2 separate regions of the Homo sapiens genome follow, and region 1 is linked to region 2. A link is an interaction called in ENCODE POLR2A ChIA-PET data of the cell type or tissue named here. Cell type or tissue: CD4-positive, alpha-beta T cell. All regions are shown on one strand. Links, peaks and the distances in the headings refer to the core of each region. The heading gives the core; the rest is flanking DNA. Region 1 overlaps PPM1G (protein phosphatase, Mg2+/Mn2+ dependent 1G). Region 2 overlaps PPP1CB-DT (PPP1CB divergent transcript).

Region 1 (17,108 bases), core at 5,003-10,002, 1.4 Mb after region 2:
GCTGGTGTCGAACTCCTGACCTCAAAGGATCCGCCTCCCTGGGCCTCCCAAAGTGCTGGATTACAGGCTAGAGCCACCATGCCAGGCCTTATGTTTGAACATCTTTTATGTGCTTATTGGACATTTGTGTATCTTCTTTGGAGAAATGTCTGTTCAAAGTCTTTGTCCATTTTTAATTGGATTGTCTTTTTGTCTTTTGATGTGTAAGAGTTCTTTATGTGTTTTGGATACAAGTTTGTTAGATATATGATTTGCAAATCTTTTCTCCAATTTTTGTGGACTTTTGCTTTCTTTTTTTGTTTTGTTTTTGTTGTTGTTGTTGTTGTTGTTGTTTTGGTCGGGGGACAGTCTTGCTCTGACCACCCAGGCTGGAATGGAGTGGCGCGATCTTGGTTCACTGCAACCTCTGCCTCCTGAGTTCAAGCTATCCTGCTTCAGCCTCCCGAGTAGCTGGGACCCAGGTGTGTGCCACCACTCCCAGCTAATTTTTTATTTTTAGTAGAGACCGGGTTTCACCATGTTGGCCAGGCTGGTCTTGAACTACTGACCTCAGGTGATCTGCCTGCCTCAGCCTCCCAAAGTGCTGGGATTACAGTCATGAGCCACTACACCCTGATTCTTTTTGCTGGCTTTCTTTCTTTTTTTTTCTTTTTTTTTTTGAGACGGAGTCTCGCTCTGTTGCCAGGCTGGAGTGCAGTGGCATGATCTCGGCTCACTGCAACCTCTGCCTCCCGGGTTCAAGCCATTCTCCTGCCTCAGCCTCCCGAGTAGCTAGGACTATAGGCACATGCCACCATGCGCAGCTAATTTTTGTATTTTTAGTAGAGACGGGGTTTCACCATGTTGGCCAGGATAGTCTCGATCTCTTGACCTCGTGATCCGTCCGCCTGGGCCTCCCAAAGTGCTAGGATTACAGACGTGAGCCACCACACTCAGCCTCTTTTTGCTTTCTTGATGGTGTCTTTTGAAACAAAAGTTTTTACTTTTGATAAAGTCCAATTTGTCTATTTTGTTTGTTTGTTTTTGTTAAGAAGCTTTGCCTAACCCAAAGTCACGAGAATTTTCTCTTAGGTTTTCTTCTAAGAGTTTTATAGTTTTAGCTGTTTCTGTGATCCATTTTGAGTGAATTTTTGTGAATGGTATGAGGGAGTGATCCAACTTCATTCTTTTGTGTGTGGATATCAAGTTGTCCCAGCACTATTTGTTTAAACCACTGTTCTTTTCCCCCATTGAATTATCTTGGCATCATTGTCAGAGATAAATTGACCGTAAATGTGAGGGTTTTATTTCTGAACTCTCAAGTCCATTTCATTGGTCTACATGTCCCTATGCCAGTAATACACTATCTTGGTTACTGTAGCTTTTTAGTACGTTTTGAAATGTTTTTAAAATTTGTTTTTCATCTAAATTTTAGGATTAATTTGTCAATTTCTGCACAAAAGGCACCTGGGTTTCTATAGGGGTTATGCAGAATCTGTAGATCAACTGGGGGAGTATTACAGGCATGAGCCACCGTGCCTGGCTGACTGAGTTTTTCATAGATGTACTCTATCAGGTTTAGGAAGTTCCCTTTTATTCCTAGGTTGTTGAGTCTATTTTATATTACTTTTTTAGAGACAGTCTTGCTCTGTCCCTCAGGCTGTAGCACAGTGGCTCAATCATAGCTCACTGCAGCCTTGAACTCCTAGGTTCAAGAGATCCGCCTGCCTCAGCCTTCTTAGTAGCTGGGATTACATGCATGCACCACCATACTGGGCTAATTTTTTAAAATTTTTTATAGAGACAGGGTCTTATTACTATGTTGCCCAGACTGGCATTGAGTCTTTTTATCATTAATGAGCACTGAATTTTGTCAAGTGCCTTTATAATACCTATTGTGATGATCATAGGGTTTTGTTCTTTAGTCTACCGATACGCTATATTGCATTAAGTGATTTTTTTGAATGTTAAACCAACCTTGCATTTTTTTGGTGTATAAGTCTTATTTGATCAATGTGTATTATCCTTTTATATGGTGCTGGATTTAGTTTGCTACTATTTTGTTGAGGATTTTTGTGTCTATATTCATAAGAGATATTGGTCTGTAGTTTCTTGTGATGTCTTTGTCTGGTTTTAGAATCAGGGTAATGCTGGCCTCATAGAATGAATTGGGAAGTGTTGTCTTCTTTTCTATGTGATGGGAGAGTTTGTGAATCATTGGTATTAATTTTTCTGTAAATGTTTGGTAGAATTCACAAATAAAGGCATCTGAGCCTGGGCTCTTCTTTGTGGGAAGTTTTTGGCTTTTTTTTTCTTTAAAAATTTTCATTGTGGCTGGGCATGGTGGCTCACGCCTGTAATCCCAGCACTTTGGGGGGCCAAGACGGGTGAATCACCTGAGGTCGGGAGTTTGAGACCAGCCTGAGCAACGTGGAGAAACCCCATCTCTACTAAAAATACAAAATTAGCTGGGCATGATGGTGCATGCATGTAATCTCAGCTAATTGGAAGGCTGAGGAGGGAGAATCACTTGAACCACGGAGGCAGAGGTTGCAGTGAGCCTAGATCGTGCCATTGTACTCCAGCCTGGGCAACAAGAGCAAAACTCTGTTTCAAGGGAAACAAAGTTTTCATAACATAAAAATTACCATCTTAGTCATTTCTTTTCTTTTTTTTTTTTTGTTGGAGACGGAGTCTTGCTCTGTCACCTATGCTGGAGTGCAATGATTGCAGTCTTGGCTCACTGCAACCTCTGCCACCTGGGCTCAAGAGATTCTCCTGCCTCAGCCTCCTGAGTAGCTGGGATTACAGGCATGCGCCACCATGCCCAGTTAATTTTTGTATTTTTAGTAGAGACGGGGTTTCTCCATGTTGACCAGGCTGGTCTCTAACTCCTCACCTCAAGTGATCCGCCCGCCTCGGCCTCCCAAAGTGCTGGGATTACAGGCATGAGCCACCACGCCCGGCCTTAAAAATTTTTTTAATGTACAGTTGAGTAGTATTTAATACATTCACATTGTTGTGTACCCAGTTTCCAGAACTCTTCATCCTACAGAACTGAAACTCCATACCCATTAAATGAGTCCCCATTCTCTTTCCCCCAGCTCATGGCAAACAGCATTCTATTTTCAGTCTCTATGAATTTGATTAGTTTAGATACTTCATACTGTAAGTGGAATCATATGGTATTTGTCTTTTAGTGACTGCCTAATTTAAAAAAAATTTTTTTGAGACGGAGTCCTGCTCTGTCGCCCAGGCTGGAGTGCAGTGGCACCATCTCTGCTCACTGCAACCTCCACCTCCCAGGTTCAAGTGATTGTCCTGCCTCGGCCTCCCACGTAGCTGGGATTACAGGTGCTCGCCACAACACCCGGCTAATTTTTGTATTTTTAGGTAGAGACTGGGTTTCACCATGTTGGCCAGGCTGGTCTCGAACTCCTGACCTCAAATTATCCACCTGCCTTGGCCTCCCAAAGTGCTGGGATTACAGGCGTGAGCCACTGTGCCCAGCCTCCATGTTGTTTTTCACAACACCTGTATCATTTACATTTCCACCAACAGTACACAAGAATTTCAGTTTCTCCACATCCTTGCTAGCAGTTGTTATTATCTGTTTTTTTTTAATGGTTTCTTTTTTCCTTTTTCTTTTTTTTTTTTTTTGAGACGGTCTTATTCTTGCTCATGCTGGAGTGCAGTGGTGCAATGTGATAGCTCACTGCAGCCTCAACCTCTGGGCTCAAGCAGTCCTGCCACCTCAGCCTCCACATAGGTGGGACTGCAGGTGTGCACCACCACTTGTGGCTAATTTAAAAAATTTTTTCGTAGAGACAGAGTCTCACAGTGTTACCCAGGCTGGTCTTGAACTTCTGAGCACAAGTGATCCTCCCACCTCAGCCTCCCAAAATAATGAGATTAGAGACATGAGCCAACATGCCCAACCAGTTTTGTTTGTTTGTTTTGTTTTGTGTTTTTGAGACAGAGTCTCACTCTATTGCCCAGGCTGGAGTGCAGCGGCATGATCTCAGCTCACTGCAACCTCCGCCTCCCAGGTTCAAGTGATTCTCATGCCCCAGCCTCCTGAGAAGCTGGGATTACAGGTGTACCACCACACCCAGTTATTTTTGTATTTTTAGTAGACATGGGGTTTTGCCATGTTGGCCAGGCTGGTCCCGAACTCCTGACCTCAAGTGATCTGCTCCCCTCAGCCTCCCAAGGTGCTAGAATTAAGTTTTTCTTTCTTTCTTTCTTTCTTTTTTTTTTTTTTTTTGAGACAGAGTCTCACTCTGTCACCCAGGCAGGAGTGCAATGGCACGGTCTTGGCTCATTGTAACCTCTGCCTCCCAGATTCAAGTAGTGATTCTCCTGTCTCAGCCTCCCAAGTAGCTGGGATTACAGGCATGCACCACCACGCCCAGCTAATTTTTTGTATTTTTAGTAGAAACGGGGTTTCACCATGTTGGTCAGGCTGATCTCAAACTCCTGACCCCAAGTGATCCACCCGCCTTGGCCTCCCAAAGTGTTGGGATTACAGGCGTGAGCCACTGTGCCTGGTTTTATTTTTATTATTATTATTTTTAATAGTTCCTATTCTAATGGGTATGAGGTAGTGAGGTGGGTGGTTGTGGTGTTTTTATGAATGTTTAATTGGAAATGGGTGGCCATTGTGTGCAGGAAAAACCTCCTAAATTGTGTCAAACTCCTGGAAAATGAAATATCATTCCAGTTGCAAGAATATCTTTTTTTTTTTTTTTTTTTTTTTAAGACAGAGTCTCACTCTGTCACCAGGCGGGAGTGCAGTGGCACGATCTCGGCTCACTGCAACCTCCGCCTCCTGGTCCGCCTCCCGGGTTCAAGTGATTCTTCTGCCTTAGCCTCCCAAGTAGCTGGGACTACAGGCGCGTGCCACCACTCCTGGCTAATTTTTTTGTATTTTTAGTAGAGATGGGGTTTCACCATGTTGGCCAGGATGGTCTCAATCTCTTGACCTAGAGATCCGCCTGCCTCGGCCTCCCAAAGTGGTGGGATTACAGGGGGGTCACCGTGCCCAGCCACAAGAAGATCTTGAGCATGTGAATGATCAGAAATGATTTAGCCTATGTAGGCACTAGGCCAGGTAGTGAAATTCAGGGAAAATAATTCAGATGCTTCTGAGCTATCACTTATGAACTAAGAAACAGCTTAAAGCCATTATAGTGTGTTTCCTGAAGATGAAAGCATATGGTAAGATGAAATAGTGATTATTTTTTAAAAATTACTACTCCAGAAAGGAAAAGTTTACTAATTTTTATTACTAAAGTTTACTGTTGGTGGGTGCGGTGGCTCACACCTGTAATCCCAGCACTTTGGGAGGCCGAGGCAGGCGGATCACCTGAGGTCAGGAGTTCGAGACCAGCCTGACCAATATGGTGAAACCCCATCTCTGCTAAAAATAAAAAATTAGGCCGGGCGCGGTGGCTCATGCCTGTAATCCCAGCACTTTGGGAGGCCGAGGCAGGTGGATCACGAGGTCAGGAGATTGAGACCATCCTGGCTAACACGGTGAAACCCCGTCTCTGCTAAAAATACAAAAATCAGCCGAGCGTCTTGGCAGGCACCTGTAGTCCCAGGTACTCAGGAGTTTTGAGACGGGAGAATGGCGTGAACCCGGAAGGCGGAGCTTGAAGTGAGCCGAGATTGCGCCGCTTCAGTCCAGCCTGGACGACAGAGTGAGACTCTGTCTCTAAAAAAATAAATAAATAAAAATAAAAAATTAGCTGGGTGTGGTGGCACGCACCTGTACTCCCAGCTACTCGGGAGGCTGAGGCAGGAGAATTGCTTGAACCCGGGAGATGGAGGTTGCGGGGAGCCAAGATTGCGCCACTGCACTCCAGCCTGGCGACAGAGTGAGACTCTTTCTCAGAAAAAAATATGATAATTAAAAGTTGAGACGTTCTTCGCCGAGAGTGGTCGGGGTTTCCTGCTTCAACAGTGCTTGGACGGAACCCGGCGCTCGTCCTGCACCCCGGCCGGCCGCCCATAGCCAGCCCTCCGTCACCTCTTCACCATGCCCTCGGACTGCCCCAAGGCCCCCGCCGCAGCTCCAGCGCCGCGTAGCCACCACTGCCGCTGCCGCCGCCTCTCCTTAGTCGCCGGCATGACGACCGCGTCTACCTCGCAGGTGCGCCAGAACTACCACCAAGACTCAGAGGCCGCCATCAACCGCCAGATCAACCTGGAGCTCTACGCCTCCTCCATTTACCTGTGCGTGGCTTACTACTTTGACAGCGATGATGTGGCTTTGAAGAACTTTGCCAAATACTTTCTTCACCAATCTCATGAGGAGAGGGAACATGCTGAGAAATTGATGAAGCTGTAGAACCAACGAGGTGGCCGAATCTTCCTTCAGGATATCAAGAAACCAGACTGTGCGGGGAGAATGCGATGGGAGAGCGGGCTGAATGCGATGGATTACATTTGGAAAAAATTGTGCATTTTGCATTACATTTGGAAAAAAATGTGAATCAGTCACTACTGGAACTGCACAAACTGGCCACTGACAAAAATGACCCCCATTTGTGTGACTTCATTGAGACACATTACCTGAATGAACAAGTGAAGGCCATCAAAGAATTGGGTGACCACGTGACCAACATGCACGAGATGGGAGCGCCCGAATCTGGCGTGGCAGAATACCTCTTTGACAAGCACACCCTGGGAGACAGTGATAATGAAAGCTAAGCCTCAGGCTAATTTCCCCATAGCCATAGGGTGACTTACCTTGTCACCAAGGCAGCGCATGTATGTTGGGGTTTCCTTTACCTTTTCTATAAGTTGTTCCAAGACACCCACTTAAGTTCTTTGATTTGTACCATTCCTTCAAATAAATAAATTTGGTACCCTCCCCCCCCCCAAAAAAAAAATGTACTGTGGGCTGGCGTAGTGGCTCATGCCTAAATCTCAGCACTTTGGGAGGCTGAGGCGGGAGGATCACCTGAGGTCGGGAGTTTGAGACCAGCCTGGGCAACATGGTGAAACCCCGTGTCTACTAAAAATATAAAAACTAGCCAGTCATGGTGGCACACACCTGTAATCCCGGCTACTTGGGAGGCTGAGGCATGAGAATCACTTGAACCTGGGCTGCGGAGGTTGTAGTAAGCTGAGATCATGCCACTGTACTCCAGCCTGGGTGACAGGGAGACATTCTCTCTCTCAAAAAAAAAAAAAAAAAAAAAAAACAAAACAAACCAACAAAACAAAGTAATCCAGGAACAACAACATGATGAAGGACTGCATGCAGGACTCAGTGATGGATGGTGGAAGACAGCCAGGAAGTTAAGCATGACTCTGGTATTAAGTGTTGTCTGGGAGAGTTAAGATTCCATTTACAGAAATAAGACCTGTAGGGGAAGCTCTTGATTTTTTTTTTTTTGCAGACTGCTGATTTCCTGATTACATGTGTTAAGTTTGAGGTATAGAGAGAAAGAACATCCTGGCCGGGTGCAGTGGCTCACACCCGTAATCCCAGCACTTTGGGAGGCCAAGGTGGGCAGATCACGAGGTCCAGGAGATCGAGACCATCCTGGCCAACATGGTGAAACCCCGTCTCTACTAAAAATACAAAAATTAGCTGGGCGTGGCGGCGCGTGCCTGTTATCCCAGCTACTCAGGAGGCTGAGGCAGGAGAATTGCTTGAACCCGAGAGGCAGAGGTTGTGATGAGCCGAGATCGCGCCACTGCACTCCACCCTGGCAACAGAGCTAGACTCTGTCTCAAAAAAAAAAAAAAGAAAGAAAAAAAGAACATCCTGTAGAAACAGGCAGTCAGAGGTATAGAACTACACAGAATCCAAGAGATCTTTCAAGAAAAGTGACATGCAGCAAGAGAAACTATCAAGGGGGTAAACAACCTATAGAATGGGAGAAAATATTCACAAAGTATACATCCAACAAAAGTCTAATATCCAAAATCTATAAGGAACCTAACAAGCAAAAAGCAAATAACCCCCTTAAAAAGTGGGCAAAGGACATGAACAGATACTTCTCAAAAGACGTACATGTGGCCCACAAACATGAAAAAACGCCCATTTCTAATCATCAGACAAATGCAAATTAGAACCACAAAGAGATACCATCTCACACCAGTCAGAACAGCTTTTGTTAAAATGTCAAAAAATGAGAAACGTTGGTGAGGCTGCAGAGGAAAGCAGACACTTGTACACTGTTGGTGAAGGTGTAAATTAATTTAGCGTAGGCACAGTCAGTTTGGAGATTTCTCAGAGAACTAAGAGTGGAACTACCATTAGACCCAGCAATCTGATGGCTGGATATACGGCCAAAGGAAAATAAATCATTCTGCCAAAAGAACATATGTACCTGTATGTTCATTGTGGCACCATTCACAATAGCAAAAACATTGAATCAACTCATGTGCCCATCAGTGGCGGACTAGAAAAGAAAAGAAAATATGGTACATAGCCATCATGGAATACTATGCACCCATTAAAAATAATGAAATAATGTCTTTGCAACAACATGAATGTAGCTGGAGGGCATTATCCTAAGCAAACTAACACAGAAACAGAAAACCAAATACTGCGTGTTCTCACGCAGTGAGAGTGGGAGCTGAACATCAAGTACACATGGATGTAAAGATGGCAACAATAGACATGGGTCTACTAGAGGTGGTGGTGCGGCAGGGTGGGGGTGGGGGTTGTGTGGCAGAGGAACAGCTGAAAAACTACCTATTTGATACTATACCCAGCACCTGGGAAACGGGTTCAGTCATACCCCAAACCTCAGCATCACACAGTATACCTTTCTAACAAACTTACACATGTATTCTGTGATTCTAAAATAAACATTGAAAAATAAAAAAAAAACTGACATGGTTTGTACTGTTTAATCTGACATAATGGCTAGGGGAAATGAAGTCTGCAGAATGGCTGTTTACGGATGTTGTTGTTGTTGTTGAGATGAGGTCTCACTATGTTGCCCAGGCTTGAACTCCTGGCCTCAAGCAGTCCTCCTGCCTTGACCTCCCAAAATGTTGAGATTACATGCATGAGCCATTGCCAAAACGGCTATTTGGATTGCTGTTAAGGTTATTACATTCTCTGTGTAGTAAGACCTTGAAGGAGAAGGATTTGAGATCAGGAGTTTAAGAAAAAATGTTAATCTAGGAAGAGAGGATAATTTCTGTGTTTGGCCAGTTGCAATGGCTCACGCCTGTAATCCCAGCGTTTTGGGAGGCCGAGCTGGGCAGATCACTTGAGCTCAGGAGTTTGAGAAGAGCCTGGGCAACATGGTGAAGCCCCGTCTCTACTGAAAATACAAAAATTGGCTGGGCGTGGTGGCAGGTGCCCACTGTAATTTCAGCCACTCAGGAGACTGAGGCAGGAGAATTGCTTGAACCTGGAAAGTGGAGGATATGGTGAGCCTAGATCGCGCCACTCTACTCCAGCCTGGGAGACTCCATCTCAAAAAAAAAAGAAAACAAGATGCTGAAATGAAGTAATTACCACAGTCAATGTGATCCTATAACTTTGTTTTGTTTTAGAGATGGGGTCTCCCTCTGTCACCCAGGCTGGAGTGCAGTGGTGCATCATAGCTTTCTGCAGCCTCCACCTCCTGGGCTCAGGTGGTCCTCTTGCCTCAGTGTTCCGAGTAGTTAGGACTGACTGCAGGTGCATGCTGCTATGCCTGGCTAACTTTAAAATTTTTTTGTAGAGGCGGGGTCTTGCTATGTTGCCTAGGCTGGTCTCCAACTCCTGATCTCAATCAGTCCTCCTGCCTACCTTCCCAGAGCGCTGGGATTACAGGTGTGAGCCATCGCACCTAGCCAATCTCATAACATTTTATGACTAGCAAACTTAGTAGTTCTGATTCAGGCATAAATCAGTTGGTGGGGTTATACAAGGTTGGGTGAGTTTTTCTAGATTTCTAAGAGACCATGTTGAAATACTTGGCTCTGTCTCAGTAAGGGATAGAGAGAAGCAAAGGTGTGGGTAAAGGTTATGAGCAGACATGTAAAGGGGGCAAATTAAAGTGTTTAGGGAAGGTGAAACAGTTCCAAATCATAATATAGATCCCAAGCCTCACCAAGAAGTGAAGGAGAGGGTAATTGTGCGATAGTTCTCAGGACTGAGACCTCAAGGTGTAAGACGAATCTTTATTGTGGGTGGTCCTCTTTGAGAAAAAGAACAAAAAAGAAAAATGTGAAATGGGTGCTAAATTTCAGAGCAGAATATACATATATGTGTATGTGTGTGTGTATATATATATATATTTTTATGTAGCAAATTCCAGTTTACAAAGGGCTTTTATGTGTTTTGCATCATTACAACAGTTCTGTGATGATGTGGATGTGGTGGATATTGTAATTCCACATCACAGAGGATAAAATTGAGGCACACCATAAGGTAGCTGACCAGAGATCATGCAGTATATGGTAGAATGGCAACTTGAGGCCAGTTCTTAGGTGTGTTTGTTGTCCTTATTCAGAATGGAACAATGTGGTTTATTGTACAAAAATTTAAAAATGAATGTCGAAAAGTAGAAATTATTACCCAAATCTCACCCTCTGTGGTTGTTTGCTATGTGATCTTCCAGACTCACATATACATGTAGATAATTTTTTTTTTTTTTTTTTGAGACGGAGTCTTGCTCTGTCGCCCTGGCTGGAGTGCAGTGGCGCAATCTCGGCTCACTGCAGGCTCTGCCTCCTGGGTTCACGCCATTCTCCTGCCTCAGCCTCCCAAGTAGCTGGGACTACAGGCGCCCACCATCACCTCCAGCTAATTTTTTGTATTTTTAGTAGAGACGGGGTTTCACCATGTTAGCCAGGATGGTCTCGATCTCCTGACCTCATGATCCGCCTGCCTGGGCCTCCCAAAGTGCTGGGATTACAGGAGTGAGCCACTGTGGCCGTCCTCACATGTAGATACTTTTTTAACTTTTTGCTTTTAACCACTTAAGATATTGTGAACTCATTTCCAAATTAACATATATTTGCTTTTAACAGCTACATTTCCACTGGAGTTACGTACCATTTGTAATCTATTCCTGGAAATTTAGATGGTTACAACTGTTTTTTATTTTATTTATTTATTTATTTAGAGACGGAGTCTGACTCTGTCACCCAGGCTGGAGCGCAGTGGTGTGATCTTGGCTCACTGCAACTTCCACCTCCGGGGTTCAAGTGATTCTCCTGCCTCACCCTTCCGAGTAGCTGGGACTACGGGCGCACACCACCACGCCTGGCTAATTTTTGTATTTTTAGTAGAGACGGGGTTTCACCATGTTGGCCAGGATGGTATTGATCTCTTGACTTCATGATCTGCCGGCCTTAGCCTCCCAAAGTGCTGGGATTACAGGTGTGAGCCACCACGCCTGGCCTCAACTGTTTTTTATTATAAATAATGCTGTAGGCCGGGCGCGGTGGCTCACTTATGTAATCCCAGCACTTTGGGAGACTGAGGCGGGTGGATCCCGAGATCAGGAGATCGAGACCATTCTGGCTAACAAGGTGAAACCCCGTCTCTACTAAAAATACAAAAAATTAGCCGGGTGTGGTGGTGGGTGCCTGTAGTCCCAGCTACTTGGGAGGCTGAGGCAGGAGAATGGCGTGAACCTGGGAGGCGAAGCTTGCAGTGAGCAGAGATCGCACCACTGCCCTCCAGGCTGGGCGACAGAGCGAGACTCCGTCTCAAAAAATAATAATAAATAAATAAATAAATAAAGCTGTGTACAGCCTGGCCAACACTTTGGGAGGCCGAGGCAGGCAGATCACAAGGTCAGGAGTTCGAGACCAGCCTGACCAACATGGTGAAACCCCATCTCTACTAAAAATACAAAAGTTAGCCGGGCATGGTGGCACATGCCTGTAATCTCAGCTATTCAGCAGGCGGAGGCAGGAGAATCGCTTGAACCCACGAGGCGGAGGTTGCAGTGAGCCAAGATCGCGCCACTGCACTCCAGCTTGGGTGACAGGGCGAGACTCTGTCTCAAAAAAAAAAAGAAGAAAAAATCCTTTATTCTGGTTTTCCCGTAGCTTCCACAGATCCAAAAGGGTCAGGTTTATTTCCAGTAGCCAAATATTCTGCCATCTGGACTGAGATATCTCCTAGGTTGAGGTTATTATAGAGGTAGTAACCTGATTCTTTCTTCCTTTTCTCCTTCCCCTTTCCTCCTTTGCCTCCCTCCTCTTTTCTTCCTCTGTATTTATTTTATCATTCCTTCTTCCTTTCTTATTTCTAGGCCATATAGGCCAGCCAGGGAAAGGTTAGTAAGGGGTGACATTGATCCCTATGACCTGAGGAATATTCTTCGACCTTGAGACATGCCGATTATGCTCTTCTTTTCCTAGGATGCTCACAACTGTATTCCTGAGCTGGACAGTGAGACAGCCATGTTTTCTGTCTACGATGGACATGGAGGTAACTTTAACAGATCATATTGGTAACATTCTAGGACCCCAATTCCAGACGTTCCAGGGCAAGAACAGGTCCCTTTGTTCATTTACTTTCCAGGGTCTGGCCCTCATTATCATTTCCTGCGTGGTGCTGTTTTTCTGTATTCTGTCATTCTTTTTTCCCAGTAGGTACTGTATTGGTTTATAATCTCACCAGGACTTGTTTTAATCCAAAGAGCCTCTATCTTTTTTTATTTTTATTTTTTAAAATTTTTAGGCTGGGCACGCGGTAGGTCACACCTGTAATCCCGGCACAGTGGATCACGAGGTCAGGAGTTCGAGACCAGCCTGACCAATATGGTGAAACCCCATCTCTACTAAAAATACAAAAATTAGCTGGGCGTAGTGGTGGGCGCCTGTGGTCCCAGCTGCTCGGAAGGCTGAGGCAGGAGAATCGCTTGAACCTGGGAGGTGGAGGTTGCAGTGAGCCAAGACCATGCCACTGCACTCCAGCCTGGGCAACAGAGCAAGACTCTTGTCTTAAAAAACAAAAAAGTGTACCCAGTTGAGCTGATTCTTTATCTTTTTTTCACTGGAGAACTAAGTATACAGGTGAGAAAAGACGAGATATTTATACCCGAGAGAATTGATGGTGAAATCCATTTTTTTGGATCAGAACTTCCCCAAACAGTGTCCTTCAAATAGGGTTCAGGGGTGCTAAGATATTTATCCCCTCAACCCTTGGGGTTCACTCCAGTATGGCATATAAATATTGTATCACTTTCTATGTGTGGGGAGCAGTGCTCCAGGTGACCTTCCTTCCTTTCCTTCTAGGGGAGGAAGTTGCCTTGTACTGTGCCAAATATCTTCCTGATATCATCAAAGATCAGAAGGCCTACAAGGAAGGCAAGCTACAGAAGGTCTGTCTGCTTACACCGCCCATTCCTCACTTGTGTAGGCTTTTCCCTTGTTCTCTAGCCCTTGGGCTTTTCCTTTCTTTTTGTCCTCTAGCTGCTGCTGCTTATTTACTCTTGAAGAATTCTGTTCCTAAAACGAGCTTATTGGCCGCCTTTTAGACTTGCCTTATTATTCCTAGGCCTCTGAGCTGTTTTTATCTGTGAGTGTCTCTTAGTGTGGTGGCTCACACTCTTAATTTGTATTCCATCCTTGTGCTCAGGATTGTATATAGGGAGTTCATTTTGTACTAGTCTTAGACTATTTTGCTTATATTCAGGCTTTAGAAGATGCCTTCTTGGCTATTGACGCCAAATTGACCACTGAAGAAGTCATTAAAGAGCTGGCACAGATTGCAGGGCGACCCACTGAGGATGAAGATGAAAAAGAAAAAGTAGCTGATGAAGATGATGGTGAGTGTGGCATCCCTTGTTTGAGGGGAAATCAGCATTTTAAGAAATATTCTTTAATATTACTTATCAATTCTAAGATAGGATGGCTTTCTAGGGACCTGGGGAGTCCTTATGTTAAAGAAACCTATGATGTTCTCCTGCATTGTATGTGGTTATGAAAAGGAGGGAGAGAATTATCTTCGTTGAGTGGCATCTGAGCTGTAAGCATTGTATATACATTATCTTTTGTCATTGTGATGGGGTCTTCCTGGTTCCTGCTAGTATTTATGTGCTTTTTTTTCCCCTCAAGACTGGAGCAGTTATTAGCCCCAATAGCCAATCATTAAGCCTAAATCCTAATTCACAGTAGCATTGTGGGCTTCCTGGATCCTCAGCCAGAATAGGGTTTTTACAACTTAACAATAAAAAATGAGACGTCAGAGGGGAAGTATAGTAACTAGTGTTGTTTTGATTAAGAAGGGGATGAAACACAAAAACCAAAAGAAGTCTGTGGAGGAGGAGGAGCTAGGGCATGTTCTTCTGAGACTTGAGCGAGAGGAACCTTGGGAGTGGGAGGTTGTGGGGAAGTTAGAGGCTGCAAGGGCTGTTGAGGTAGTGAGAGGGACGGATCCCATGAGGAGTCTGGCATGGGGGCTCTGATTTAGCCTCTTCCCTGCAGTGGACAATGAGGAGGCTGCACTGCTGCATGAAGAGGCTACCATGACTATTGAAGAGCTGCTGACACGCTACGGGCAGAACTGTCACAAGGGCCCTCCCCACAGCAAATCTGGAGGTGGGACAGGCGAGGAACCAGGGTCCCAGGGCCTCAATGGGGAGGCAGGACCTGAGGACTCAACTAGGGAAACTCCTTCACAAGAAAATGGCCCCACAGCCAAGGCCTACACAGGCTTTTCCTCCAACTCGGAACGTGGGACTGAGGCAGGCCAAGTTGGTGAGCCTGGCATTCCCACTGGTGAGGCTGGGCCTTCCTGCTCTTCAGCCTCTGACAAGCTGCCTCGAGTTGCTAAGTCCAAGTTCTTTGAGGACAGTGAGGATGAGTCAGATGAGGCGGAGGAAGAAGAGGAAGACAGTGAGGTAAGGGCCTGTGAGGGCAGGCAGATGCTGAAGTTGCAGAGAGGTCCTGTTTGGTTGCCGTCTGTAGTTTTCAACTCTCTTTCCTTCTCCTATTTTGACATCATCCCCCAAGACCCACTGTATTCTAAGCTTTAGTCTTGAATTCATTGAGCTCCATCATCACAGGTACCATTTGCCTTTTTACCTCTTCCTTTGTTGGTACTATAACAAGCAGATCTAGTTCTGGCTTTTCAGAGTCTGTCTCCTAGAGAGAGAACAAGGAGATAGTTGTTACCTTGGCTAGTTGACTGTTTTCTTCTCTGGAAAATTTATTTTCTGGCCACAGTGCCTGAAAGATATTTTTGGCTGGCAGCCCTTGCCTTGTCCTGGGCTTTTTGCTAGTGACTGCTAAGCCCAGTTCAGGATGTCAGTTGTACTCATGCTAGCCCTTTCCATCCCCCCAATTTTCATGACCATATACTTGTATCTTTCAGTGTTTTGAGGACCTGTGTTCAGTCAGGACCTCTTGATTCTGAGTATGAGCTGTGGGGAGGGAGGGGATCATCCCAGTCTCAGCAGTCTGGGATCCTCCCCCTGGCAGGAATGCAGCGAGGAAGAGGATGGCTACAGCAGTGAGGAGGCAGAGAATGAGGAAGATGAGGATGACACCGAGGAGGCTGAAGAGGACGATGAAGAAGAAGAAGAAGAGATGATGGTGCCAGGGATGGAAGGCAAAGAGGAGGTGTGTGGGGAAGGGGAGCAATGAGTCTTGAAAAGCCACAAGGCAGGTGTGAATCCCCTAATTTTGATTTTGAGACAGGGGATCCCCCTGATACTTTAGGATGGAAGTAATAGTCATGGGGATTTATTCTGCAAGGGGAATGAGATGGTAAGCCTTTGGGGTTGAATTATCTAAAAACAAGGGAGAGGGAGTGTGCTGCTGTCTCTAGAAAGATGAAATGTGTGCTTCTCCTGTTTGTTAAAGCTCTTTTGGGGGTCCCAGTGAAAGCAAGCATAGGTGAACGATCAGGAGCACATCAGTGAGGAACGCATGTTCAGAAGCCCCCATGATGCTCCTTTTCTTCCTCTTAAGCCTGGCTCTGACAGTGGTACAACAGCGGTGGTGGCCCTGATACGAGGGAAGCAGTTGATTGTAGCCAACGCAGGAGACTCTCGCTGTGTGGTATCTGAGGCTGGCAAAGCTTTAGACATGTCCTATGATCACAAACCAGAGGATGAAGTAGAACTAGCACGCATCAAGAATGCTGGTGGCAAGGTCACCATGGATGGGCGAGTCAACGGGGGCCTCAACCTCTCCAGAGCCATTGGTAAGGGCCAAGAAACTGGGAAAGACTTCTAGGGTCTTTCTCTCTGTCCCAGACTACCTAGTAGCAAACTTTAATCTTCCTAGTGCTTGTGCCTTTCAAAGCACTTTAATATCTACTACCTCTGTTCTTATATTTCTGTGAAATAACTAAGATGGGTAGAGGTATCATTATACATAGGTATCATTATACCCATCTTATGTAACATTTGAATGATGAAAAAGACCTGTGAGTGCCGGGCGTGGTGGCTCACGCCTGTAATCCCAGCACTTTGGGAGGCTGAGGCTGGTGGATCGCCTGAGGTCAGGAGTTCGAGGCCAGCCTGGCCAACATGGTGAAACCCCATCTCTACTAAAAAAAAAAAAAAATACAAAAATTAGCTGGGCATGGTAGTGCAAGCCTGTAATCCCAGCTACTCAGGAGGCTGAGGCAGGAGAACCGCTTGAATCCGGGAGGCGGAGGTTGTAGTGAGCCGAGATCGTGCCATTACACTCCAGCCTGGGCTACAAGAGTGAAACTCCGTCTCAAAAAAAAAAAAACAAAAAAGACTTAAAATAAAAAGACCAGTGAGTGACTTTCTTAAGGTTCAGCAGTCTGGTGGCAGGGTTGAAACTAGAAAAACTAGGACTTAGGACTCAGTTCCCCATTCCACTAGATTATGGAACTTTGTAAAGAAGGGAAATGAATGGCAAGGTTTGACCTGCCACAAACACAAGTCTGTGGGAAGTATCCAAACTGCTCATCAACCATTCCTTTACTCCAGGGGACCACTTCTATAAGAGAAACAAGAACCTGCCACCTGAGGAACAGATGATTTCAGCCCTTCCTGACATCAAGGTGCTGACTCTCACTGACGACCATGAATTCATGGTCATTGCCTGTGATGGCATCTGGTGAGCACTGGCAGAATGCCCTAAATTCCCCTTTCTGCAGCATGTCTTCTCTTATAGGACTCAGGGCACCTCTAGGATTAGAGCCTAGGCAGACCTAGGCCTCT
Region 2 (8,144 bases), core at 811-5,810:
TTTATCCCCGGCGGTTCTACAAAATTAGTTCTGCAGGGATTCTGGTTGAAAGAAGCGTTAAAGTGGGCCTTGTAGGAGTCAGCAATAATCCAATTTTACATGGGTGCAGGTGGCTGCCTGTGTCTAGCGCTTTCACACATCTCATATCTTCATCCACGCCGTGGGTATTTTTTTTCCACGGTGTGTTTCTGTTGCTGCCTCCAGTATATTGCTTAATCATCCTACCTGGTAATTATTTATGCATTTTTCTCCTACTCTCGACTCAGCTCCTAGGGAATAAAAACACATTAACTTATCTTTGTGCCCACAGCACCCACCAAGTATTTCCATCACGTAATACTGCCTCTAGAAAGGCAGGAGGAGAAGCAGTCACGCTAAGGATCTAGGCAAGCCAGATCTTTTGTCCGGTTTTAGGAGGTGGCCAGCCCTTACTTATTCCACAAGTGTTTTTCCAGAAACTCAGACTTGATATTGCCTCAAGTCCAAGGCAGTGTGCTTCCCCCACTCACATATCACTAATAGTAGCTAACATTTGTTCAGATCCCTGTATGTACTCTGCCACTGTTTTAAATGTTACACCCGGGTTACCTCATTTAATCCTTACAACTGCCCTGTGAGGTAGGTACTATTATTATCTCTACTTTGTAGATGGGATTCACCGAGGCACAGACGGTTAAAAAACCTAGCCCAAATAACACAAATAAACAGCAGAGCATGCAGTGCTAGAGTCTGCATTCTTAACAATTGCTATATTCTCCCTCTCCGTGAATGTGGGCTGAGATGCTGAAACAGGCATGTGCTGTGGGGGAGAAAAAGCTTTGTCCAACCAAGTGCTTTCTAATGTCCAGATGACATAGAGCTAGGATTTCCTAATGTCTTTTTTCCCCTATTTTTCTCTCCATTTCAGGGTTGAGTTTGTGCATCGATTGTGAACACAACAGGCAGCAGGCTATAATGGTGGTCCTGGCTGGAGTAGTTTTCACAGACTTCAGTAATCTGTGGAGATGAACGGGCAGTTCTCTGTAGTTTTCACAGATCACTGCCAGTTCGTTTTGAGGCCTTCAGGAGTGAAGACCTGGCTCATCATCACTCTTTGTTGTTTTGTTAAATTTATTTACACCCTACTTTATTCCAGAGGAAAGGATTTAACGTAGTTTACATAAATGTGTACATCAGGGTAAATTAAAAATAAGTACAGAGAAAAATAGGACAAAAGAAAACCGTGAGTGTGAAAGATAAGATTAAGCCAGCAGTTTTGTATGCAAAATGCATGGTGTAAGGTCCTATTGGTTTGCTGGAGGTAGGCCACACATATGACTCTCAGTTTTCTAGCAACCAAGAAAAAGATCAGTTGCAATCGGAGTAGGTGTTTTGGCTAAGCTGGAACTAGGACTTGAATATAGCAGCTTGTAGAGTTATACCACTTGCCCAAATCTCTTCCATGAGCCTCTTTAAGTGTAACAGAATGCCTGGGAGCACGTAAATGCTCCTACTTAGATGCCTACTTAGCCTCTAATTTTCATGGGGCCCATGAATCCCATGAAAAAGAACTTTGAACCCTGTCCACAATTAGAGTTCAGGTATACGCAGACATGTTTAAAGACAAGGGACACCCAAAGGAAAGATTGCACAGAGAGAAAGTGAGCATCCGAGAGAAAATCACCACAAGTGAGGCAGAGGGAGGCCGGTCTCAGCAGAGTTTTGGAGGTCGTGAGAAGAAGAGGTAGGAGATAGGAGAGTGGTTCCGAGTACTTGCCTGCTGATGTTACCTTCTCCACCCCCACCAGGTTTTCCAGTGCCTGGAGTCTTGGGCAGGAATGGGCCACTGTAAGAAAGAGCTTTATCACTAGGGCCTCAGCCAACTTTTCTGTGGGATATCCCTCCAAAATAATTAAGAGTTCAGAATGCTTCAGATTTTGAAGTGAAACTGGTACATATATTAAGTGTTACTTAATAACCCGATAGTTTCTAGGGCAGCTCACCATAATCCCAAGTATTAGCCACCACCCTCACCCCCTTCAGAGTAAAATGTGTTTCCTGAAGGAAGTTGGGAAAATGAAGAAAAAAAATACAAAAATCACCTATAATCTTACCAGTCATAGATGGCAGTTTTCCTGTCTTATTTCTGAATAATGGTTGTTAAACATTTGCCAGCACACCATAAGGCTTAGGGAGGCATCTGGGTCATGCATGTTAATATCCTTGGGTAATTCCAGAAATCTCTATGAAGGGAAACTCCTGTTATTTATCTAGACTTCCTGATTGCAAGGGGTTTGGGCATCATGATTTAGGGGTCTTAATAAAATTATTATTTTATTTTTACTAATAGATAATGTCTGTGCCTATCAGATAAAGGCAAACCAGTGCTCAGAGGAACCCAACCATCTCTGAATTGAGACCAGAGAGCTGTCTCTATGGATAGTCCTTAGAGAAGGCATTTCGGAACACAGTAAACAGCAGCCTGGTGACTCCGGTTAGTAAACGCAGCAAAGACTTTCATAGGGATGTTTTTCTTATATGCCTGTCAGTATTAGCCAGTAGCCAATCTGGTGTGAAAGTGAGTAAGTTTAGGTAGCAAAATGTGGAGGGGGTGATATATAGTTTTTTGCTGCTCTGGCTTAATCCAAGATGACTTTTAAATGAATGAATCAACATTCATTGGGCTGTCCTTCCATAAATATGATTCTTCTCAATCAAGTGTTTAATAAGTCTTAAGTAGTGGTAAGTTGAAATTTTACTAGTTGTATCTGGAGGTCAGCCATTCTTTATATCGCATGCATTAAGCTTTTATAGTCAGCTCAATTCAAGAAAATTGGAAAACCAGACAAGGACATATATGCATCATTAGGAGGCCACCTCTCTCAATACAGAGCCAGGCCTAGGTGGTACAGCCAGGCAGGGCCAAGATTTGTTCTTAAGATTTAGTTTTGGTTTCATTTCATTATACATATGAGAATAGCCAAAATTATAGCTAAGCCATAAGGCATGTCCTCAGCCAGTTTAGTCCCCCAGAATTATAAGGCAAATATAAATAAATGCCTCCTTCCCTGCCCTTGGTCAGTAACCTCCCCGGTGGCCCCAACCAACTCTCTCTTCTCTCTCTCTCAGTTTGTCTTAAGCTAACTCCATAGTACATCCGTATCTTTCAAGATAAAGTGATTGAAAAATAAATGTCTAGTAATTGAAGGAGTTAACTGGCTATTTAGAACTGTTAACTATAAGGCAATTAAAGCTAGGTGAACAGCTACCACAAGTAATGACTATTTAATTGTTGAAGAGTTTATCTGTGGCCTTTTTTTCTTGTAATTAGATTACAGGGCCAGTTGCCTTTGTTACAATAAAAGCAAGTCATCTACACAGGTAAGAATGTTTCTCTTTTATTGCTCCCCCCTCCCCCCATCCTGCTCACTGAAATGGATACCAGGAAATAACTGTTTGATGAGGGAAAGTATACAATATGTGAATATTTGTTTCAAATGAAACAGTGTACTGTAAATGTTTTGTTTCTTGTTGCTCTGTTTCTCCTGTAGTATATCCAAATCACATATAATTCACCTTTTCAGTTGGAGGTTTACCGCTAAATGGCTTAATTTTTTTTCTTTTTTTGAGACAGAGCCTCACTCAGGCTGGAATACAGTGGCTCATTCACAGCTAACTGCAGCTTTGACATCTCAGGCTCAAGCAATCCTTCTGCCTCAGCCTCCGTAGTAGCTGAGACCATAGGCATGTGCCACCATGCCCGGCTATTTTTTTTTATTTTTAGTAGAGACAGGGTCTCGCTGTGTCAGGCTGGTCTCGAACTCCTGGGCTCAAGCAATCCTCCCACCTCGGCCTCCCAAAGTGCTGGGATTACAGGCATGAGCCACCGCACCTGGCCCTAACTGGTTTTTATGTCTCTGTTTCAATTGGGTTTTGGTAGATAAGACAAGGAAAGCATTACTTTTTTTATGTAGTTATAAAATGAGTAGCTTCTCATAATATATAAGACCACATTAAAATTAATAGCATATGTCTGTTAAAACTAAAGCCAAACTATTTGTGAGCTGTGAAATATATTCATCAGAGTTACATCCAACACCAATAGGTCTTTTATATAGGAAACACTGGTTAAATAGAATATTTATTAATTATTATTTAAATCTTGATTTAAACCAAATCCAGTCTATCATAATAAGTTCTTAATTGAAATGCTCTATGGTACTTGTTATTTAAGAAAACCTTACAGTGAATAGACCTCTGAAGCAAAAAGAATAATGAACCAATTAAGTATTTATGAAACACTTAGTGAGTTTGAGTCTGTGTTGAAGAAGGCATGACTTCCCAACTTTCAAGTTGTTTAATGACTATGTGGGAAAATGACCACAAAATGACTTGGATAGTGGGAAAAGCATTGGCTTGGAGGTGGGAGAACAAAGCAGCTGAATAACCTTAGACAATTCAATCTTTCTGAACCTTGGATTCATTACCTACAAAATGTGCCCATTAATAAATGATTTCCAAAGCTTCTTCTAGCTCAAACAAGTCTCTGATTCTAAGACATACAAATAAAACCCAAAATGTAACATAATATTGTACATGCCGTCCCCAGCTCAGGAACTGGACCAACTCCAAAGGGTCAATTGTTCGGAACATGGAATATATTTTCCCACAGAGACTGTGGTACAAATGGTGGTTAAACTCTCAGATCAGTCTGCAAAATCAATTTAGTCCTTAATGTAACTATAGAAGAGTGTCCATGGCAATATAGACTCTAGCCACCAATTATAACAGAGTTTATGGGGAATATTTATTGAGGATTCCTATTTGGCATGGCAGAAAACATCTCTCAGTGTTTTCTACTACCCTGAGCAATAGACGTGAAGACAAGTCTAGTTCCAATTTACAGACAGACCTGGACCCTATATGGGAGACAAAGGCTGGGCTGGCAGCATAGAGGGCAAGGGATGCTCTGATACCTTTGAATCCTTGGGGGGCGGGGGGGAGTGGGGGCAGGGCATGGTGGGCTGAGCACAGTTCATGACATCTTGGGGTTTGGTTGCCAGGAAGGAGCTGGCTCCCAAACCAAAGGATAGGGAATGTGAAGGCAGAAGGAAGAAAGGGAGTAAATATATTGTGCTGGGAACTTTTTTTAAAAAAGATACAATTACTTTTAATCTCACTTTGCGATTGAGGAAGTTGTGATCTAGAAAGGTTAAATTATGGCTGGGCTTGGTGACTCATGCGTGTAATCCCAGCACTTTGGGAAGCCGAGGCAGAAGGCTTGCGTGATCCCAGGAGTTCAAGACCAGTCTGGGCAACATAGCAAGGCTTCATCTCTACTAAAAAAATTCAAACTTGGCCAGTCCCTGTGGTATGCACCTGTAGTCCTAGCTACTCTGGAGACTGAGGCAGGAGGATCCCTTGAGCATAGGAGGTTGAGGATGTGTTGAGCTATGATCATGCCACTGTACTCCAGCCTGGGTGACAGAGCAATACCTGTCTCTAGAAAACAAAAACAAAGTTAAATTGCATTGATTTACTAGCAAAACGAGGACTTGAATCTCAATCTCTCCATCTCCTTCAGATTTTTACTCGAAAGCCTTCATACTGTGCAAGAGCCTACTCTTTTTGTCCCCTCTCCTTCCTGCACAAGAGCACCCTAGAACCCAGGGTCCCCATGCCCACCGTTATTCCTATTTTTCATTCTCTACTTTTCAGGGCAACCTGCTCAGCAATGAGCACAGCATTTTTCTGTTTTGCCCCTGTGTGTTTTAACGGTGCAGTCACCTCAAAGAATGACTTTATTGTTGCTAAAAAAAGGTTGCTCTCGCTCCTCATAGTCCAGTCCAGGTTTTAACAAACCACCCAGAGAATGTGATTGAGTGATCCCAAGCTCTAAGAACATTTAGGTACTTCTAGTAGTGACATTCCTATTAAGACAGAGCCCAGCTTGGCTGGGAGATCCAATGTCCCCATGCCCAGGTGACAGGCATTGCTCCTTTGTCAGAAAGGTTCCTGGCTGGAGGTTCATAAGTGTACCATGTGCTGGGAATTTTTACTGACATGATCACAATTAATCCCTCAGAAAATCCTGTGAAGTAAGTAGTTTCCCTTTTATAGATGTGGGAATGAATCAAGACTCAGAGGCTTTGACTTGTCTTTAGGCACCAGGTCAGTCCAATTCTAAAGCCCTGGCTGGAATACCCAGGCAGTGTGATTTAGAGATGCTGGGCTAGTTAGGTGGACTAGCTCTGGGACTCTGTTGTGAGAAAAAGTGAGTGGCGATGGGGTGGGGCAGCGGATGTAACTTGATGGCAAGGATTGTCAACTTACAGCAGGAAAATTTTGGGTGAGGAGGAGCAGAATATGGGTGGTTCTGGCAGCGAGACAGTCTTCAGGAATGAGAAGGAGAGGTCATCCCCAGCTACCTCCAGGAGAAAGGTAGGGAATGCCTTCCCTGCACATCTGAGGGGCTTCTTGGCCAGACAGACATTCACAATAAGCAACTCTCTTTTGTCCACATTCCTTTTTTAAAAATTTTTATTTTCGGTTTGGTGGTACATGTGAGGGTTTGTTACATAGATAAACACATGTCATCAGGGTTTGTTGTACATATATTACATCACCCAGGTATTAAGTTCAGTACCCACTAATTCTCTTTTCTGCTTCTCTCCCTCCTCCCACCCTCCCGCCTCAAGTAGACCTTAGTGCTTGTTTTCTTTTTTGTATTCGTAAGTTCTTATCATTTAGCTCCCACTTATAAGTAAGAACATGTGATATTTGGTTTTCTGTTTCTGAATTAGTTTGCTAAGGATGGTAGCCTCCAGCTCCATCCATGCATCCATGTTCCCTCAAAAGACATGATCTTGTTTTTTTTGTTGTAGTTGTTAGTTTGTTTTTGAGACAGAGTCTCCTTCTGTTGCTTAGGCTGGAGTGTAGTGCCATGATCTCGGCCCGCTGCGATCCCCACCTCCTGGGTTCAAGTGATTCTCCTGCCTCAGCCTCCTGAGTAGCTGGGATTACAGGCATCCGCCACCACGCCCGGCTAATTTTTGTGTTTTTAGTAGAGACAAGGTTTTGCCATGTTGGCCAGGCTGGTCTCGAACTCCTGATTTAAGATGATCCACTTGCCTTGGCCTCCCAAAGTGTTGGGATTACAGGCGTGAACCACCACACCTGGCTTGATCTTCTTCTTTTATGGCTGCATAATATTCCATGGGGTATATGTACCACATTTTCTTTATCCAGTCTGTCATTGATGGGCATTTAGGTTGATTCCATGTCTTTGCTATTGTGAACAGTGCTGCAATAAACATTCACATGCAAGTGTCTTTATGGTAGAATGCTTTATATTCCTCTGGGTATACACTCAGTAATGGGATTGCTGGAGTCTGCTTTTAACTCTTTGAGGAATCACCATACTGCTTTCCACAATGGTTGAATAAATTTACACTCCCACCAACAGTGTGTAAGGGTTCCCTTTTCTGCGCAACCGTACCAGCATCTGTTATTTTTTGACTTTTTGGTAATAGCCGTTCTGACGGGTATGAGGTGGTATCTCATTGTGGTTTTGATTTGCATTTCCCCAATGATCAGTGATATTGAGCTTTTTCTCTTATGCTTCTTGGCCACATGTATGTCTTCTTTTGAGAAGTGTCTAGATGTTCATGTCCTTTGCACACTTTTTAATGGGGTTGTTTTTCTCTTATAAATTTAAGATCCTTATAGATGCTGGATATTAGACCTTTATCAGATGCATAGTTTGCAAATATTTTCTCCCATTCTGCAGGTTGTCTGTTTACTCTGTTGATAGTTTCTTTTGCTGTGCAGAAGCTCTTAAGTTTAATTAGCTCTCATTTGTCGACTTTTGCTTTTGTCGCGATTGCTTTTGGTGTCTTTGTCATGAAATATTCGCCCATTCCTATGTCCAGGATAATATTGCCTAGATTCTCTTCCAGGGTTTTTATAGTTTGGGGTTTTGCATATAAGTCTTGAATCTATCTTGAGTTGATTTTTGCATATGATGTAAGGAAGAGGTCCAGCTTCAGTCTTCTGCATATGGCTAGCCAGTTATCCCAGCACCATTTATTGAGTAGGAGGTCTTTTCCCCATTGCTTGTTTTTTTGTCAGCTTTGTCAAAGATCAGATGGTTGTAGATGCGTGGC

Evidence for each region. Peaks named below come from ENCODE experiments on the same cell type or tissue, not always from the same donor. Only the 100,000 strongest peaks of a DNase experiment are listed, where the experiment ranks them.
Region 1: POLR2A ChIA-PET joins it to region 2 with 6 read pairs; 1 of 35 experiments calls an interaction of 5 or more read pairs at or near these places.

Annotation. Positions count from the first base shown.
Region 1 is chr2:27,382,372-27,399,479 of GRCh38, reverse strand. It overlaps PPM1G (protein phosphatase, Mg2+/Mn2+ dependent 1G), which reads left to right. Exons shown (of 10, transcript NM_177983.3): 2 at 12,322-12,391; 3 at 13,201-13,286; 4 at 13,601-13,733; 5 at 14,392-14,807; 6 at 15,388-15,528; 7 at 15,880-16,114; 8 at 16,875-17,004. It also overlaps the pseudogene FTH1P3. Among named protein-coding and RNA genes, the nearest start is that of ZNF513, 10 kb to the right of the region's middle. RefSeq lists an enhancer at 3,675-4,176. In CD4-positive, alpha-beta T cell, for the core only: no CTCF peak of the experiment used is centred there; DNase peaks (open chromatin) are centred at 7,731 and 8,059; H3K27ac peaks cover 1,551 bases.
Region 2 is chr2:28,743,149-28,751,292 of GRCh38, reverse strand. It overlaps PPP1CB-DT (PPP1CB divergent transcript), which reads left to right. Exons shown (of 5, transcript XR_007086259.1): 2 at 908-2,473; 3 at 3,311-3,360. Among named protein-coding and RNA genes, the nearest start is that of PPP1CB-DT, 4.5 kb to the left of the region's middle. RefSeq lists enhancers at 1-50, 2,962-3,041. In CD4-positive, alpha-beta T cell, for the core only: no CTCF peak of the experiment used is centred there; DNase peaks (open chromatin) are centred at 2,902 and 3,402; H3K4me3 peaks cover 678 bases; H3K27ac peaks cover 2,861 bases.